Linked DNA regions of Homo sapiens: all the other regions are linked to region 3. A link is a contact called in ENCODE Hi-C or POLR2A ChIA-PET data. All regions are on one chromosome and are shown on one strand. The core of a region is the stretch at or near the end of the contact, and the rest is flanking DNA. Distances in the headings are between cores, read along the strand shown.

What was found. A loop is a pair of places that touch in the nucleus more often than their neighbours do. ChIA-PET counts read pairs that join two places held with the same protein, here RNA polymerase II (POLR2A). Pooled maps may share reads with other maps.
Region 1: a loop to region 3 is called in a pooled map, with 3 times the contacts of the local background. The contact joins two enhancer-like sites. A Hi-C loop is called at or near these places in 2 of 37 single-sample maps with no recorded cell type and 9 of 50 pooled maps. POLR2A ChIA-PET finds 5 or more read pairs at or near these places in 2 of 52 experiments (CD4-positive, alpha-beta T cell and WTC11).
Region 2: a loop to region 3 is called in a map with no recorded cell type, with 2.0 times the contacts of the local background. The contact joins two enhancer-like sites. A Hi-C loop is called at or near these places in 1 of 37 single-sample maps with no recorded cell type and 7 of 50 pooled maps. POLR2A ChIA-PET finds 5 or more read pairs at or near these places in 2 of 52 experiments (A549 and activated B cell).

Annotation. Positions count from the first base shown.
Region 1 is chr1:89,606,212-89,610,420 of GRCh38, reverse strand. No RefSeq gene overlaps it. Among named protein-coding and RNA genes, the nearest start is that of LRRC8C-DT, 25 kb to the left of the region's middle. Within about 2 kb of position 2,005, at least 12 of the 41 ENCODE cell types and tissues checked have a DNase peak (open chromatin) inside an H3K27ac peak, as active enhancers do.
Region 2 is chr1:89,722,420-89,726,551 of GRCh38, reverse strand. No RefSeq gene overlaps it. Among named protein-coding and RNA genes, the nearest start is that of LRRC8C, 91 kb to the right of the region's middle. Within about 2 kb of position 1,916, at least 18 of the 41 ENCODE cell types and tissues checked have a DNase peak (open chromatin) inside an H3K27ac peak, as active enhancers do.
Region 3 is chr1:89,048,215-89,052,339 of GRCh38, reverse strand. The region is part of intron 2 of LOC105378841 (a long non-coding RNA gene); the gene reads right to left. GBP1 (guanylate binding protein 1) reads left to right here. Exons shown (of 11, transcript NM_002053.3): 11 at 1-21. Among named protein-coding and RNA genes, the nearest start is that of GBP1, 15 kb to the left of the region's middle. RefSeq lists an enhancer at 1,066-1,650. Within about 2 kb of position 1,904, at least 2 of the 41 ENCODE cell types and tissues checked have a DNase peak (open chromatin) inside an H3K27ac peak, as active enhancers do.

The sequences.
Region 1 (4,209 bases), core at 756-3,255, 560 kb before region 3:
CCCGTAGGCTTGAAGGTGTCTGCTTCCACTGCCTGGCCTCTCCCTGCTGTTGGCTCCAATCACAGGGTGGAGTTGAGGCCAAGTGTGGGCGATGTCACAGCCGGGCTGGGTGTACACACACACGAGGCAGTGCTGACATGCCAGGCCCCTGCCGCCTCAGCCCCCTCTGGACTTTGGGCACTGACAAGCACAGTGGGGAGGGATGCCGAGGCGGGTGCTGAGCACAGCCTGGTGCTGGCCTGCAGGTGTCCCTTGGCATGAACAGCCTGGGTGTCATGAACAGTAGCAGGAGGCCGACTGGCTCCTGGGTGGAAGGGGACTGGTGCCTAGTGAAGCCCCACCCTCAAACCAGGGAGGACTCGAAGCCTGAGGGCCAGGCTGCCAGTTCCAAGGACCGGAGGGAGGACTTGTAGTGCTTTTTCTGGGCCAGCCCATGGCCACCCATGGACCAATCAGCACACACTTCCTCCCCTCTGAGGCCCATAAAAACCCTGGATTCAGCCAGACTCCGGCAGAGGACAGAGAGAGGATAGAGAGAGGACGGGGAAATGGTGGGATGACCCGCTACAGAGAGGAACTACCCACCTCAGTGTCTCCCGTCTGCTGAGAGCTGAGAAGACAATGGGATGACCAGCTGCAGAGAGGAACTACCCTCTCTGCTGACAGCTAGACACTCATCAGGATGACCTGCCTAGCAGAGAGGAGCTACCCTCTCTGATGAGAGCTGAACACTGGCTGAGATACCCACTGCAGGTCTCCTCTGAGCTGTTCTATCGCTCAAAAAAGCTCCTCTTTGTCTTGCTCACCCTCCACTTGTCTGTGCACCTCATTCTTCCTGGTCGCAGGTCAAGAACTCAGGGCCTGCCCAATGGCGAAGCTAAAAGATCTATAACCCCAACAGGGCTGAAACATGCCCCTTGCTCGCCACGTTGTGGGTGAAAAGGAGAGAAGAGCTGTGACCCTTCGGGAAGCCCAGACCTGGGAGCTCCTAGAGCCAGGGCTTTGACTCCCTCTTTGGGGCTCTGCAGTTCCTGATGTTTCCAAGTTTCTGGGTGCCACTACATTCCCTGGTGCCAGCCAAGGAAGCTGCTCGTGGTGCACCTGGTCCAGCTGCAGCCTCACAGAGAACCAGTGCCTGTGCTGGCACGTGGAGCTGCCCGCCCTGTGGTAGCAGCCGGCATGTCTGACTGCGCAGTGGCCAGACCCCATGCTCGCTTACACATCCCTTGCCACTCCACGCCTGACTCGCAGTCTCCCTTAGGGGCATGGGATCCAGACCGGTATCGTGAGCTGAGTGCAGCCTGCCAGGCTGAGTGGGTGGAACAAGCCTAGCGGGCCGAGCAAAACTCAGACAAAGGCACCACCAGCCACAGAGGTTTCCGGCCAGAAAAGTGACACCCCAAAGATCCCGTAACACTACCTCTTCAGATACATTGGCAATAGACCAGGACACGTTTTTAAAATTTTTCTTAATTTCTTATTTTTTCCTGACCCATCACCAACAGAAAGGTCACATTTTAAACATTCACAGAGACCAGGTCTAAGGTGAGTACACAGTGATGACAAAGTTTTGTTGGGAAAGGCAGACGTTCTGCACCTGATGCTACCTTAGTCCCTGCAAAGAGTCCTCACTTCCGTGACTAAGTGGAAATCAGCTACAATTACTTAAGCACGTCACTAAGGTTTTTGTAAATAAAAATTTCTGAATAAGAAAATTTGATACATTCTTCAGTTCTGGTGTTGTTACTAACGGTCTTAGTCAGTTTGAGCTGTGATAACAAGTATCCTAGACTGGGTGGCTTAAGCAACAGACACTTTGTTTCTCACAGTTCCAGAGGCTAGGAAGTCCAAGATCAAGGTGTTGGCAGATTCAGTTCTTGGTGGGGGCCCTCTTCCTGGCTTGTAGGCGGCTGAGTTTTTGCTGTGTCCTCACATGACACACACAGACAAAGAGCGAGCTGTTAGTCACTTCTTGTAAGGATACTAATTCTAACACGGGGCTCCACCCTCGTGACCTCATCTAAACCTAACTACCCCTCAAAACCCCACCTCCTAATACCATCACATTGTGGGTTAGAGATTCAATGTATAAATTCTAGGGGAAGACACAAACATTCAGCCCATAACACTAACAATCACCAAGGAACTCATATGTACAGAGTTTAGAAGTTAGCAAAGGAAATTCACGTAAATCACCTTATCTGAACCTCACAGTTGTTATCTGTGAGATAGCTATTTTTATTTTCCCTGTTTTGCAGATGAAGAAGCTAAGTTGAGAAGCATTCAGTGATTTCCCCAGGGTCATCTGACTAGTCAGTGGCAATGGTAGAGTGCAAAATCAGGTTTTCTGATTCCAAATCCCGTGTTCATTCAGCTGCATCAGGAATCAGGCCATTCCGCTCCTAGTATTAGCAGCAATAACAAAACAGGAACAGCAGCTGATGTGTATTTGGTGCTGTACCATGTGCCAGTCTCTTTAAAAATATTATCTCTCAGGGTAGATGCTAGCATTCTATTTTACATCCCCGAGAAAACTTAAAATTATCAGGGTTAAATAACTTTCCAAGATCACACAGCCAGTATATCCACAAAGCAAGTATTTGAACCAGGTTTGGCTGAGTCTAGAGACGATGTTCTTAATATGCCACTTTGCTAGAGTGGCCTTTGAAGTGCTCTTTGAAAGACAGTTTGTAAGATGAAAATATTCTTTTAGATATATTTATTGAGATTTTAGTCAGAAATGGATTTCTTGCCCATTAAAAGCACTAGTGCCCTACAAAGTGCTCTATTGAAAGTCCTATTTTTCAGGCACAACAGATGGAGGACAGATGTTTCTTTATGCTCTGAAAGGTCCACTTTATGTAGCTGACTATAATAAGATTGTATCTGGTTCCGAATGTTTCAGAGAAATGGTATCAGGCAGATCATTGTAAATGAAAGCCAAATCAAAGGCATTATTGCACAGATTTGATAGAAAAAAAAAAGCCAAAACAACAGGATGTTATTCAATGGTATGGGCGGAAACTTTTTCAGAGTTCATTCTGAACCACACAGACATTTTCAGATGTGTTCCACCCTAAGATTCAGCCTAGTGTCAGAGAAGTGCATGTATGCTTGATTGAGACTTGTGTGATGGGGTGAGGTGGTGGGGGCCTGGGGGTTGGGTGCCATAGGTGTGGGTAATGCAATACTGAACTTTATTTCAGTGTGATTTGGAATAACATGGAAAGCCTGGAGAATGAGTGGAAACTTTGCTGTGACTTAAGTAGACTTCGGATAAACAGGAACTTTCTATGAGTTCAGAAAACTTAGATGCCTGAGTGTATTTGAATACTCATTTGGGACAAATGATTAGACCTCTAAGATAATAGTTCCCAGCTTTTTGTGTGTATTGGAATCATGACTGCAACACCTGAGAAGGATTTTCAGGCCCAATACACAAGTACGCTCATGTTTTGACCAAGCTGACTTCCAGGTTAGAAAGTCCATTTGTATTCTACAGAGAATCATAGCATCTCAGAGCCTAAAAGTGGCCTTAGAGTCACTTAGCCCAACTATCCTCATTTACTGAAGAGGAAACTGAGGCCCCATGAGGGCTAGTGATATTCTGCCATCAAACTTAACACAGTTGGGAGGGGAATACCCTGAAGATCTAAAGGACACTAGTTCAAGGTAGTGTATGCAGATGTGGTTGAGTTTTCACATACTGTTTAAGAACACAAACTTTGAAACCAGATCTAGATTCTAAACCAGTTTCCTTTGCTTACTAGCTGTGTGTCTTTTGGCAAATCACTTAACTTCCCCAAGCCTCAGTTCCCCCATCTATAGAATAAATGTCAGTTTTCTTCCTTTAACATCATTGTACCCATGCCCTCAAAGACTGTATCCAAAGTACTACTTCCTTATGCCATTTTCTTACCCACAAGGATTTAACAACTTCTCACTGTTTCAACAATTTGTCCACAAAAGTCTCCATTAGTGGTTTCTGGCATGTGCCTTTGCCCTTAGGCATCCTGGCTGACCCACTGGCCAGCACACACCTTGCAAATGCCCAGCTTTCAGCTATTTATTCATTATGCACCTACAGTGTAGAATACTGTAACAAATTATAGGTGCAGATACTATATTAGTGGAAGGGGACACAAATATGAACGAGATTTGGTTTCTGCCTTCAGATGACTGAGCGGGAAATCCATAACCTCACTACAT
Region 2 (4,132 bases), core at 667-3,166, 670 kb before region 3:
AGTAAGAATTGGAACTCCTTTTGGACTCCAGGACTTGTGCTGGAAATGCAGGTCAAGCCTATCTTGTGGTCCACCTCGAAAGTCAGGGTAAGGCCCACAGACAATATCAAGAAGACACTGGGAAGGTTTTTGAGCAGAGGAGCAATAAGGTCAGAGTTACAGCTGGGAACACTAGTCTAATGGTGGAGAAGAGGAGAGAGTCTAGTGTGGAAGCGGGAGTGGCTGATGACGAGATTATTTAGGAGGCAGTTGCAAATACGAGAGTTGTGCCTAGAACAGGTTTACTTCTAAACACATGAAGCTGGAGATGACAGGCAGGAGGAAATGTCCATAAGGCAGTTGGAGGTGGGAGGTGGAAAAGAGATGCTAACCAGAACTAGAAATCTGGGAGTTGCCAAAAAAGGCTGCTGACATAGCCCTGAAGGTAAATGAGGCCACCAAGTGCTGGGGTAAGGACAAAGGGGTACAAAAGGCTGAGGAGTAAGCTTGAAGATTTGGCTTATGCAGAGGGCAGAAGAGGAGGGCTGTGAAAGACAGGAAAGAGGCAGAGGTCAAGCAACGACTTGTATCAGGCTGATCAAACAACTGGACAGCAGACACCAGAATCCCTCCTACATGATGGAAGTGTGTAGAGAAATACATGGGTAAGCCGCTAGGAGGGCCAAGGGTGGGAGTGAGGAGGTGGAGAGTGGGAGACCAGGAAACAAGAGAGAAAGTGAGAGGGCCCTCTGCCAGAAGTGAGGAACCTGAGACGGGTGTTGTGAAGCAGAGAAAAAGACGGAAGGGCTGGGAGGGGGAAGATGGGGATGGCTTTCACAAACATGGGGTTTTAGAGTAGCTTGCACTGCTCTCATGAATGCTCTGCTGTCTCTCCAAACCTTCAATAAAGTTTCTAAAATGCACAAAAACCTAGTGTGAGTGCTGGGGGAGATCCAGGAAGAGGGCAGTGGTTTACTGAAGAACAGGGATCAAACTCTAGAATGGAGATCTAACCTAAGCAATGGTGAGCTGATGAATGGAAGATGTTCCATAGAGACTGAGGCTCAGAGTCAGTGGCCTGAAAATGTAAACACATTGGAAACTTATGAAACCTTAGGGAGGGCAGTGGACTTGGGGGTATAGCCAATTTCATCTAAATCTTAGGGGACATACAGACTCCAGTTCGACATCTGCACTGCAACCTTATCATGGACGATCATAACTATTGAATATTCTTTCTGAACAAGCAAAATGTGTTGGTGGATTTTACAAGATTAAACATGAGTGACGCAAGCCCTCAATGATTTGGTTTGGAGATTTAGTAGGCTGGAGGGAGAACGCAGATCTTAATACAGCATTACATAGACACAGTTTACATCAGCCATTATAGGGCAGGCTGCCCAGCAGCGAGTCATTAGTTTAAATTGTCTGCTGAAGAACATCTCTGGGACTTTTCTGGTCCCTTTGCTCATGAGTAATTCTTTCCTAGAAAACTTTTTCCAACCCCTAAATGTTCCTCCTGATCTAGAAGAATGATGTGACCCAACTGAGAAGGCTGCCACAAAGCAAGGAGGCAAGAGACCTGCCCTCACTGCCTGTCCTGCAGTCACTGGGAGGGTTTGTAACCTTCACTAGGGTCAGGCTGGGGAGGGCAGGAAGCTAGAGCCCTGAGCACACTTCTGTGCTGGGATAAAAATGGAAGCTCAGGGGCTTGGCTAAGGCCCCACCCCTGGTCTCTCCACATTTTCACCACAGAGACTGATGAGACATTTCCTCTTATTCATTTGTGTAAGTCATAGACAAGAGGTGTGTGTACACACCCGTCTCTGAGCATTTAGGAAATTTTGGCTTACACTAGGAGAAGTAAGAGCGTTAACCAAAATTTGTAAAAGTGCCTCATTGAAATCCTGTCAAAAAGATAATGATTTTAAAGAGGGAATAAAATGAAATGATGGCTTTCTTGCAGCTATTCATAATACGCATTCTGCCAGGTTCCCCCTGCTTGCCCAAAGAAAAGGAGAAATGAAAACACTAGGTTTGTAAATTTTCTGCTTTTCTACAATAATTACTGGATATGCTGAAAGATTGTATGAAATTCATGAGTGTTTCTTGGCCTCTATGCATCCTATATTTCCTATCTATAAATGTTAGCAAACATTAAAGAGTTAGAGGTCCTTACATGTAAAACATTTAGAAGTGCTGCTCCATGGTTGAAGAATTTGGTGTGAGATTGTGTGACAGATTGTATTTTTCATAGATGGCTACAACAATAACTCCTGTTCCACATATTCTTAAGATGTGACACTGGCACTTCTCCCACTGAAACGTGGGTTCTGTGTCTTCTCTGCCGCTGCTCCGAAACGGGGCAAGATTTATGACTGTTTTAACTAATAAGAGCATGGCAGAAGTGAGGAATGTGACTTTCGAGGACAGGCCATGAAAGATGATGCAGCATCCTTTTTGTCTTTTGGAATACTTGTTTTGGACCCTAAGCTATTGTGTAAGATGCCTGACTACCCTGCAGCTGTCATGCTGGGAGGAAGCCCAGGCTGCATGGAAAGGTTTGCTATGGCTGATAGCCCCAGCTGAGGTTCCTGCCAACAGCTAGAATCAAACACCAGACATGGGAGTGAAGACGCCTCCAGATGATTGTAGCTCCTAGCCATTAAGTCTTGCCAACTGAGGTCCCACACATCATGGAGCATAAGTAAGAGGTCTTTGCTGTGCCAGATTCCTTACCTACAGAATCTGAGTGTTATAATGTAGTTGCTTTACACCGCTAAGTTTTGGGCTGGTTTGTTACATGGAAATATTAATTGCAACAGATATAAAACCAGGAGCCCTGTTCACTCCCTGAGTTCTTCTAAGATACTTTGTTGGAGAGTTATAGATTCTTGGAACACTATTTGAAAACCTCTGGACTAACTACTCTTCAATGGCTCCAAAATCTCTGCTTGTAATAAAACTAGAATTTAAGAGCTTCATCAGGAAAGAGAAGAATCTCGCGTAGTGTTATGGATTGAATTCTGTCCCCCTAAAAGATGTTGAAGCCCTACTTCTCAGGACCTGTGAATATGACCTTATTTGGAAACATGGTCTTTGCAGATTATCAAGTTAAGATGAAGTCATTAGGGTGTATGACTATGTTCTTATAAAAAGGGGACATTTTGACACAGAGATAGATACACATGGGGAGAATGCCACATGAAGATAAAGGCAGAGATGGAGGTAATGCATCTACAAGTCAAGGATCATCAATGATTGCCAGCAAACTACCAAAAATGAGGAGAGAGGGACGGAACAAACTCTCCCTTACAGTCCTTGGAAGGAACCAACCCTGCTGCAAACATCGTGCTTTAGAACTGAGACAATAAATCTGTTTAAGCCACCCAGTTTGTGGTACTTTGTCATGGTAGCCCTAAGAAACTCTTGCACCTAGGAGTGAATTTGAACAGAGATGATGGTCCCTCATGTTCTAAGTCCCTCAGTTAATGGAGTTAGGCCTTTTGATTGATTCAGTGTTTTTTTTAGAGCCAACTGGGTACAAGTCACAAGGGTAAGCACCACAGAGAAATACAGAGATAAACAAGTCTTGGTTTCTGCACTCACTGGGCCTCCAACTTTGGAAAGAAAGATATGATAAGTCCTAAAACAACCATAATCCAAGTGGTAAGTGTCCTAAATAATGAGGCAGGTAGAAAGTGTTAAGAGAAAGTCTAAATAAGTCTTGAAAACTCTTTAAAAAGTCTCATGGATTTTAATACATGCAGGGCCCTAGATTGGATTTGGATGGACGGACTGACAACAGAAAGGGCATTTCTATGAATATCCCAATACTCTGTGTGCCCCGTCTGATCAAAGTACATAAATAGAGTAAGTATAACTCCTTTATTATTGAGCCTACTTAAAGCATTTGTAGAATCCTGGATAAATTTTTGTATAATTTTTTTCCTCCCTGTATATATAAGAAAAAAAATGATTCTAAACATTTGAAAACAACCCAGAATGCAACTTTTGTCTTACAGTTGTTTACCATAGTGTAGTGCTGTGCTATTAAGAATATCCACGCAGGATATAGTTTGGCAGGTGGGGAGATGGGGAGGGGGATGGAGAATGTCATTATCAGTTTTTCCCATAAGATTTTGAAGTTAAC
Region 3 (4,125 bases), core at 655-3,154:
AAATTATTTTTGAACTGAAAATACAATGTATTTCACTAGGCTTCTTATTTCTGATTTTCTTTTTTGCAGTTATTTTTATCAGAAAATAAGGTTTTACTCTTTATGGCAATGGCTGGTAATCTTTTCTGTAAAATACCAGATAGTAACGATTTATGGCTTTGCAGGTCATACAGTCTCTGTCTGAATTACTCAGCTCTGCATGTAGTGCAAACACAGCCATAGAAAATACATAAACCAATAGGTGTGGCTATGTTCCAATCAATTTTTACTTTCAATAACAGGATGGCACCCATAAGCCATAGTTTGCAGAACTCTGTTTTACAGAAACATTGGTCAGAGTTTTATATACCTGCATTGTGTTACTCACATGTATAAAAATCATATGGATTAGACTATATATATTACAATCTTGAAAAAACTATGCGGTTATTCAAAATAACACAGTGAGAAAAAAGCAAGGAAGCAGCTAATGCCATTAAATCCACATTAATAATCCTGTCTTTCCTAATTGCTTTGAGGCCTTTTGTTACCTTGAACTACCTGTGATCCAATCACACGGCAAATGCCTCCTTTCACAATAGAGCATGGTGCTGCCAAGCACTGTTTCTTCACTTGAACTGAAACTTTATAGAAGACCAGGTGAGAACACAGAATACTAGATGAAATGTTCATGTAGATATGCTTTATATTTTCTTCCAAGCTCCATTGCTACAAAGGTGTAAATAAAATACATTTTTATGAGTTGAAGTAACTTCACAGTAGAAAAGAATAACTCTGCCATTAAAAGCAAATAATGGTTTCTTTGTAAACCAATAAAGTATAAGAAAATGAAAAATCAGCAAAATTAAGTTACTTCCTCCCCAGTTTGGTAGTATTAATATTTAGACCATATTCTGGCCAGGCGCTGTGGCTCACGCCTGTAATCCCAGCACTTTGGGAGACCGAGGAGGACGGATCATGAGGTCAGGAGATGGAGAGCATCCTGGTTAACACGGTGAAACCCTGTCTCTACTAAAAATACAAAAAATTAGCCGGGCGTTGTGGCGGGCGCCTGTAGTCCCAGCTACTCTGGAGGCTGAGGCAGGAGAATGGCGTGAACCTAGGAGGCGGAGCTTGCAGTGAGCCGAGATCGCGCCACTGTACTCCAGCCTGGGCGACAGAGCGAGACTCCGTCTAAAAAAAAATAAAAAATTAGACCACATTCCAAACCATCTGACTTGGTTTAGTACTTTTCTCTAACATATGCCAGAACAGAATCAAGCTCTCTCCAGGGAGGCATGTTGCTTTCCCGTCCTTAGGCCCTCCAATGGCGTGCAAGGGTGCAGGCTATGGCGAGTGTGGCCGAACAATCACCAAGCTCCTGGATGGCATGCTTGGGTGCCAGTGGCAGGTGACCTGGGCCTGCTGTCACACTTCCTGATGTTGTGGGCACACGCCCGCAGCTACAGTTGAGGCAGCATGATCCCCAGGCCCTGGGCACCATGTTTGCGTGACGGGTGGTGTGAGAGCCTGTCCTCAGGACACAGAACTGCGTCTGGGCAGACCAGCTCCAGGACCATGGGAGGCACATGCAGATGCTTGGTGGCCCTGCTTCGGGTGGAAAGTTGAGAGGGTTGCTGTCGGTGGCAGTGGCCCCGGGCAAGTGGCTTTCAGAAACTGAGGAGTGTGCATTTGGGCTCCCTTTGTCCTGGGGGCAGTCTCCCTGGTGTGGTGCACTGCCTGTTCCTTACTGCACCACTGGATTCAGCCCACGGGACAAAGTTGCAGCCCTCTGGGTGGAAATGAAGAGATGTCCGCAGGGCTCCAGGGAAGTGGAGATGCTGGGGCTGTTGGGCCCCAGAGCAAGATACAGTCTGATGGGGGCTGGGCTTTCAAAATAGTGCTGCGCGGCAGCTCCTTGAGTCTTGGGAGTGTCAGTTACCTAAAGCAATGCAGGCCGTTTGCCTGATTGCAATGGAAAGCCAAACAAGGAAGCACAAGGGTTTTGTAGAGGGAAAGGTTTATTTTTATTCAACTAGGAAGGAGATGGGGGAAAGCATATCTAAAAATTTGTCTCTCAGATCTGGGGGTTGGGGCAGGTTTTATAGACAGAGGGTAATGAGGTAAGATCTGACTGCATCGTGCCATGAGGTGATGTCAGGGCTGGATCTGATCAGATCACAGATTAAGCCCTGAGGTGTCTCCTTCTTAAATCAGCCCTGCTCCTTGGTCCAAGTACTTAGGTTCCACCGTGGTTGCATGCAGAGTGTGTCTGGGCATGCTCAGGTAACATAACTTGAAACCAGGAGACCGTGGCAACAGTAAAACAACGCATTATTTTATTACACAAACTTGAACCACATTGGGCTGGTTCTGCATTTTCAAATCCCCCTTTTTTCATTGTTCATTTCTCAATCTTGAGGGAGAATGGGTGACAGACACTCTGGCACTTCCTGCTGATTAGGGCACAGACCTTGGTTAGAGGTATAAAATTATTTAGCACGGTGTTGTACGACTTCCCTGATATCAGGGTTATGTTTCAAAAGGAGTTGTTTGATTCAATTTTAGGAAAATGCATAAAGTGTTAGCAACTTAAACATTATTTCTTCCAGAGAACAGAAAGAATGCTCAGGTTTAATAGCCAAAGTTCCCACGCAGGTTCCCAATCAGGTCTGTTCATTCAATTGAGAATTAAAACTCCAAACTCACTTAGTTCTGATTGGTCAACCCAGCTGAGTTCTAATGGGTCAATACAGCTGAGCCCTGATTAGCAGAGGCAGGTGGGCTGAAAAGCCCCAAAATAATAAGGTATGTGTTTTGGGTGAACTCAGAACATGTGTGTGTCCCCTCGTTAGCAAATGGTCCCTTGGCTCAACTTGAAATGCAGGCCCAGTTAGCCACTCAGGATGCATCTTGAAAGACTGGCTCAAACTTGTTGGCAGACAGCACTGCATTCCATCACGGCATGGAAGTGATTAGCTACGTGCTTCAGGTTTATCTGGTCTCTTCTAGGGATCCTGGTGGCAGAGCAGTGGCCAATTGAGCAACTAGAGCCATTTACTTACAAAAGGCACTCAGGTACCTGTTAGATTCTAATCAAAGTCTCGTAGGTTATGTTGATTCTGGTTCCTGTCTGGAGTAAATTTAAAATTTCCTGGGTTAGGTCAGCATGATCCAAGCCTCTTGCAGATATCTGTTAAAACAGGCTAGAAGAGCTGGGCGCAGTGGCTCACACCTGTAATCTCAGCACACTGGGAGGCCGAAGTGGGCGGATCACCTGAGGTCAGGAGTTTGAGACCAGCCTGAGCAACATGAAGAAAATGCATCTCTACTAAAAATACAAAACTAGCCGGGTGTGGTGGTGCGTGCCTGTAATCCCAGCTACTCGGGAGGCTGAGGCAGGAGAATCGCTTGAACCAAGGAGGTGGAGGTTGCAGTGAGCCGAGATCCCACCATTGCACTCCAGCCTGGGCAACAAGTGTGAAACTCCATCTCCAAACAAAACAAAACAAACAAACAAAAAAAACAGGCTAGAACAATTCAAAAGAGTACCCAAATGATTAGCCCAAATAGAAGGATCATTAAGATCTGTAGGATGGAACACAGAAGGTATCCTAGACTAGAGACAAAAGCCAGCTGAAAATATCTGGAAATTGTAAATTCAAGCCAGGAAGTCCAGCCAGGAGGCTTTTTGAAGGTGTCCCATTCAGAGATTTAGCTAACTTTAGGATCTTAGATGTGTCCAATTCAATCTAACTAGATGTATTTACCCAGGTGCAGCAGCAAATGTTAGCAACAGCACAAACATCACCCTGTACAGCAAGAAGACAGTCAAAAACAATGTAGTTGTCTAGGACCACATGAGCAAGGGAGTTTGGGACTTCTGCTGTGCTCTGATGGTTTGGCCAGTGGAGCAGTCATTCTATTAACAGTACAAGATTTCTGACCATATTCTCATTCCAAGCAGGGCATAGTCCAAACTCGGACCCCAGTAACCTTCCTGATCTAGCTGCTTCACTAGAGTTAATCCTTCTGGGTAAATCACATCTTTGGTAATATCCCCAGCTATAATCTAAGAGATTATCATTGGTGTTCAGTTGTGTCTCCAAGACTCTCAGGTAGCTCTTTGGGTAGCAGTGGTGAGAC